Regions from separate parts of the Homo sapiens genome. Here region 2 is linked to region 1. Evidence: chromatin contacts called from ENCODE Hi-C or POLR2A ChIA-PET data. All regions are on one chromosome and are shown on one strand. The core of a region is the stretch at or near the end of the contact, and the rest is flanking DNA. Distances in the headings are between cores, read along the strand shown.

Region 1 (3,084 bases), core at 419-2,918:
CGAAGTGAGGTAGGAGGCTACTTAGGAGGGTGGAACCCTCTCAGCTCCCCATGCCTCCCCGATCCCTACCCACTGTAGTTGAAGAAACAACTGGCCTTATTTTGTACCTACAAGCTCTGATCTTATATAATGAGAAGGGGCTTACCTGAAGCATTCTGACTTTTGTCTTTCCTGTGATTAGCCCTACTCTGAAATCTATAACAATTTGTATGTTGTTTCAAAACTGCAAAATAATCCTATCTATAACTATCTAACCTTTTATAAATATTAAACTCAAAACTGGCCTAGAAGTAGAAAAAATAATGAATTAAAGATTATTTTAAGTTCCAATTCAGAAAGCACATAAAGGTCAACTTATGACCACAAACTAAATGTTAAAAGAACTTAAATTATGTCTTTCTTAGACCTTACATTTTAAAATGTTAGAAGATCCTTAAGAAAGTGTTACTCATCAGTCTTTTAAATTCCTATATGGTCCAATAAACCACCACTTAGAAAACATGCAGGCACATTCAGAAGCACAATAATATGGGCCATTAATTCTCAACAGTCTATTTCTGATGGAATGGAGTACAAAACTCAATTGGTATTTATGTATGGGGGAAAACATCCGTAAATTTAGTCGACTCTTTCCTAAACTACTACTCAGCCTCAAAATCTTTTCGGAGGCAAGCTGCTAGCGGGGGAAAAGAAAACTGAAATGAGAAAAACTCATCTCCTTGTGGCTGTCGAAGCAGAAAAGCTAGTTGACAGTAATGGTTTAGAAATGTTGGCAGCTAGGATCTACTACCGTAAACAGGTTGCCTCGGTTACTATGTCACATTTGAAAGAACTTAGTTAACCATGGCAGACTGGACTGCGGGAAACTACCAAATTATGTGTAACTTCCTATTTTTGTACCTTAAAAAGACTCCCTTTTAAGAAAAAGCCCTTAACCTCATTATTTCCTTCTATCTGCAGCATTCCTGCTCTCCGCATATCCCTCACCGTGACATCCTCGAGGCTTATGAAGATGCCGTCTCCCATTCTGTAACCCTGCTTTAGCCGCTACACGGGCCCCTCTTTCCTCCCCACCATTTTCCTAAACCTGCCTTGCCCCATAAAAACCATCCCGGTGAAGGGCCTCCCCTACTTCCCAGCAAGGCGCACTTTCTCTCTTCTGCAGCAGAAAGATCTGGGCCTTCTGCACTTACTGCTTTTAGCCTCCTCAGGGGCAGAGGCTAGGGACGGGGACAGGGCCGGAGCCTGGGCCAGGGCAGGGGCTGGGGCTGGAGCCGAGGCCGGAGTCGGAGCCGAGTCCAGAGCCGAATCCGGGGCCGGAGCTGGGACCCCAGCCGAGTCCCGGGCCGGGGTCGGGACCTGGACCTGGGCCACCTCCACCTCCTCCTTCTCCAGGGGCAGCAGCTCCTCCTCCGCCATATTCTCCATAGTTACCGCCTCCGTGCCAAGCCCGCCCGGGGACCCGGAGCGGGGCTCACGGCGGGGTCAGAGAACTGACGTGAATGCCCACAGGGCTGGATCCAAGGAGTGGGGAAGCAAGTGGGGAGGGCGGGATGCGTGCAACAGACAAAAGATGAAGAACCAGTGACCAAATCCTGTTAGTAGAAAACAGAAAGCCAGAGGCAGCGATTCCAGATGCCCGTCCGCTTCCCTTTCCCCGAGGCGTTACGACGCCACCACAAACTGCGCAGAAGCGTACTGGGGACGGCGTCCAATTGGGTAAGAGGGTTCGGTTTCTACGGTGCGTCTCCGGCCCACCGGCCAACCACCAAACCGAACAAAGACTACAGCACCCAGGATACACTGCGCAGTCTGGGGGCGGGGCCGGAGTTCAAGCCTCGGAGGAAGTAAATGCAAATCTAAGCGAGCGCTGTGGGGCGGTGAGTAGGTAGTGCGGATGCGGGCGCAGAACTACGTTTCCCAGCAGGCATACAGTTGGTGGGGCGGGGTGTGTGTGTGTGTTGGGAGGCGGGGGTCCCTCTCCTTTGGCTTGGGGCTCCGGAGTTGCCACTGCCGCCGGCGCTGGTAAGGTAGGAACTGCGGGGTGCGTTGACGTTTTGCTGGGCAGGTTCCCCCTCGTCCCCCGCCCCAAGTATACTGGCGGGCGGGCGGCCGGCCGGACTGGGGACTCAGGAGTCACACGGACCTGGGCGGGGCGACTCTGTGGGCGGGTCCGGGGACGAGCCAGCTCCGTGGAGGGTGTGGTTCTGGCCCGGCTTGCCTCCGGGGCTGCCCCTTGCCCGGTGTTGGGGTCTGGTCGGTTCGTGCGGAGCCCGCGGGCCCGCGGCGGTTTACTAGCAGCTGACGAGCTTGCCTGTCCATCCAGCTGACTTGGAATTAGGGTCTGTTCTTCATTTCGCACCCTCACCTACACCGTGACCCGAACACTCTTTTCCTTTGTTTTTATTTTTGCTTTAGTCTTCATGTTGCCAGTATCAGCAGTTCTGCGGTGTGGCCAGTGGATAGAAATTAGTTGTTTTGCTCTATTTTGCTTTGTTTTCAGGCTTTTAATAACCAGAGCTCTGAGTGGGTAGAGCTTCGGGGCATTTAATTTTGATGCGTTTCAGATCCCCAAAACATATGCTAGCGAGTCCCCTGTCCCCCGTACTTCTCTCCCCTTCACTCTTAGTGCCTACTTGACATTCGAGCCTTTCTTGTTTCTTTCTTCTGTCCCCCCGCGATAAATCCACTGGGACAGAAAGGAGAAAAACGTGAACTTTCTGGCTGCCCTGCTTGGGCTTGGTCCGAACCTTCTAGGCATCAGGGCAGGAGAGGGAAGCCCAATTTAGTCTCAAGAACAAGACGCGCGCTTCCAGTTAGCTTTTCTTAGTTAATTAAGTTGATAAACGCCAATCTTCTTGGTCTATTTGTTTCCTACTTGTTTCAGAACCCCGGGGAAGAGATAGCATGATTATTTGGCACTTTGAAGCACTAACTGGAAATTAACTCCTCCCCCTATAGTTAAGAAGTATATATCTGGAGGGGTGTGTGTGTGTGTTTAACCTCTCCCCAGTTTAATGGGAACAGATTATCCCTGTGGAGCTTCTGTGAGTTATAGTCCTAAATCCCTTTTACTGATCGTCC
Region 2 (2,851 bases), core at 173-2,672, 1.1 Mb before region 1:
GTGTCTTGAAATCTGTATTAGTTATCTATCATTGCAAAATAATATTACCACAAATGTAGCAACTTAAAACAGCACACATTTATTATCTTATAGTTTTTGTGGGCAAGGGACCCGGGCACAGATTAGTTGGGTCCTCCATGAGGCTACAGTCAAGGTGTTGGGCAGGGCTCCAGTCTCATCTGAGACTTGACTGGGGAAGGGTCAGCTTTTTCACCCACATGGTTATTAGTAGCCTTCAATTTCTTGAGAGTGCTCAATGCTTATATGCCATTGGCAGGAGGCCACCCTCAGCTCTTTGCCACGTGGGCCTTCTCAATATAACTGGTTGCTTCCTCAAAGCCAGCAAAGGAGAGTCTCAGCAAGATGGACCTTATAATCCTTATATAATGTAATCACATACATCCCATCACCTTTGCCGTATTCTGTTGATTGGAAGCAGGTCATAGGTCCTGCCTACACACTAGGGTTTCATGGCTGATTAGGAAACAACAATAACAAGAATGGAAAAATGATGAAAATTAGGAACATCACAAAATAGTATAAAGCATCATTCTTCATCTGTAGTCATTCCTGACTCCTTCCTTTGATGGTATTTGAATTTCACTTTTATTCTTGGTGGGAGGTCTCCATAACTCCTTCAGGCTCCCTCTGCTTCCCCAGAGGACATGAAGATGGACCTATTCAGAACAATATGTGTTTGGGTGACTCTAGTGGAAAATTTGCAGGTCTAAGAATCCTCAAACAGTTTATGATAAATTCTTAGGGTCTCTTGATTTCTTAAGTCTCTCGTTTGATTCATTTTGAGGTCTTTCATTATAATTCTAGAAAAATAGCATTTTCAGAAAGAAGTGTAAGGATAATGTCAGATTTGTGTGTCGGATCTGTTGACCAGTGGGCTCCTATATAACTACAAAACCAGAAGTGTCTTTTGGGGTTGGCTGTGAAAGGCGCTTTCCCAACTCTTTAAACTAGGATTGAATCCTGCTGTATGTCTTGGGATGTTTACTCTATTTCAGAATGTTCCCTGTGTACTTCACCAAAGTTGTTCTGTCCAAAGCCAGCCAGACACATCCTAACATGAATAATGGCCCAGAACTTTTTGGAAAGGGAGGCCACCCAGCTGTGTATGTCTCATTTTAATGAAAAACTAGATAAAGTGATTTAAGTAATTTTGTAAGTGAGTTTACATTTGTCTCCCTGTTAGACTGGGCTCCTTAAGAACAGAACAAGAAATGTATTTTTTAATACATCTCTGTATCTTGCCTCTTTGCACAGTAACTCACATATAGTAAACCCTCAGTAAATACTTGGCAAATGAATGAATGCTGATTATAGCCGTGTCTGATTATATAATGGCTTATTTTTTCCCTCAAGGCAAACTAAAACAATTCATTTGGACACCAGAGGGCACTGCTAGATAACCACAGCATTTTCAGACTCTACTAAGAGTAGATTAGCTGGAGAAGTGGTACTCTTGAAAATTTATTTTCAATCTGTAGGAAATAGCATAAATAAAAATATAAATAAGTTTTACGTACTCACATCCCCTTTTTCTTTCTGGCATGCCTCTAAAATTATACTGACATTAAATATGTGACTTGATTCATGCTTTGCTTAAAATGTAGATCTATATTTAGAAATAAAAGCCTGTTTAGGGTAGGGGTAGATGGGGTGGGTTTTATATATATATATATATATTTTTTTTTTTCTTAGCCATATGAAAGTATGCATTTTAGTTTTTCATTCTAAAAGCCTAATTTATCCTGAAATGAATTTCAGGATCACATCACATAGCAATAAACCCCAGCTCTGGAACACTCACTATTCTGGCTAAGTGCTGGTGGTAAAAGATATACATTGCTGCTTTAATATAAGCAGGTATTCCTTGTTGTATTGCAATTCTCTTTATTCTGTTTTGGGGATATTGTGTTTTTTACAAATTGAAGGTTTGTGGCAACCCTGCCTCAAGCAAGATTGTCGATGCCATTTTTCCAACATGATCATTTCATGTCTTTCTGTCATATTTTGGTAATTCTTGCGATATTTTAAACTTTTTTTATTATTATATCTGATATGGTGATCTGTTTTTCAGGGATATTTGATGTTACTATTGTAATTGTTTTGGTGTGCCACAAATTGTGCCCATATAAGACAGCAAACTCAGTTGATAAATGTTATGTGTGTTCTGACTGCCCTACCAACCAGGATTTCTGCCATTTCTCTCCCTTACTTCTGGCCTCCCTATTCCCTGAGAAACAGCAATATTGAAATTAGGCCAATTAATAACCCTACAATGGCCTCTATGTGTTCAAGTAAAAGGTAGTGTAGTACATCTGTCACTTTAAATCAAAAGCTAGAAACGATTACACTTAGTGAGAAAAACATGTCAAAAGATGAGATGGGCCAAAAACTAGGCCTCTTGTGCCAAACAGTCAAGTTGTGAATGCAAATGAAAAGTTATGGAAAGAAATGAAAAGTGCTACTCCAGTGAACACATGAATAAGAAAGTGAAACAGCCTTATTGTTGATATGGAGAAAGTTTGAGTGGTCTGCAGAGAAGATCAAACCAGCTACAACATTCCCTTAAGCCAAAACCTAATCCAGAGCAAGGCCCTAACTCTCTTTTCAATTCTATGAAGGCTGAGAGAGGTGACAAAACTGCAGAAGAAAAGTTTGAAGCTAGCAGAGCTTGGTTCATGAGGTTTAAGGAAAGAAGCTGTCTTCATAACTTAAAAGTGCAAAGTGATGCAGCAAATCCTGATGTAGAAGCTGCAGTAAATTATCAAAAAATCTAGCTAAGATAGTTGATGAAGGTGGCTATATTAAATAACAGGCTTTAAATGTAGACAGA

What was found. Hi-C counts contacts between places; a loop is a spot of excess contacts on that map. ChIA-PET counts read pairs that join two places held with the same protein, here RNA polymerase II (POLR2A). Pooled maps may share reads with other maps.
Region 2: a pooled map shows a loop between it and region 1 (2.3-fold over the local background). The contact joins the enhancer-like site here to the promoter of TRMT1L in region 1. A Hi-C loop is called at or near these places in 1 of 168 maps with a recorded cell type or tissue (CD4-positive, alpha-beta memory T cell), 2 of 37 single-sample maps with no recorded cell type and 1 of 50 pooled maps. POLR2A ChIA-PET finds 5 or more read pairs at or near these places in 1 of 52 experiments (H1).

What each region holds. Positions count from the first base shown.
Region 1 is chr1:185,155,285-185,158,368 of GRCh38, forward strand. TRMT1L (tRNA methyltransferase 1L) reads right to left here and starts at 1,669. Exons shown (of 15, transcript NM_030934.5): 1 at 1,194-1,669. The coding sequence starts at 1,428. It overlaps SWT1 (SWT1 RNA endoribonuclease homolog), which reads left to right and starts at 1,883. Exons shown (of 19, transcript NM_017673.7): 1 at 1,883-2,030. RefSeq lists enhancers at 757-1,662, 1,506-1,615 and silencers at 1,166-1,415, 2,156-2,275.
Region 2 is chr1:184,074,214-184,077,064 of GRCh38, forward strand. It overlaps a transcript of TSEN15 not described here. Among named protein-coding and RNA genes, the nearest start is that of TSEN15, 24 kb to the left of the region's middle. Within about 2 kb of position 1,423, at least 5 of the 41 ENCODE cell types and tissues checked have a DNase peak (open chromatin) inside an H3K27ac peak, as active enhancers do.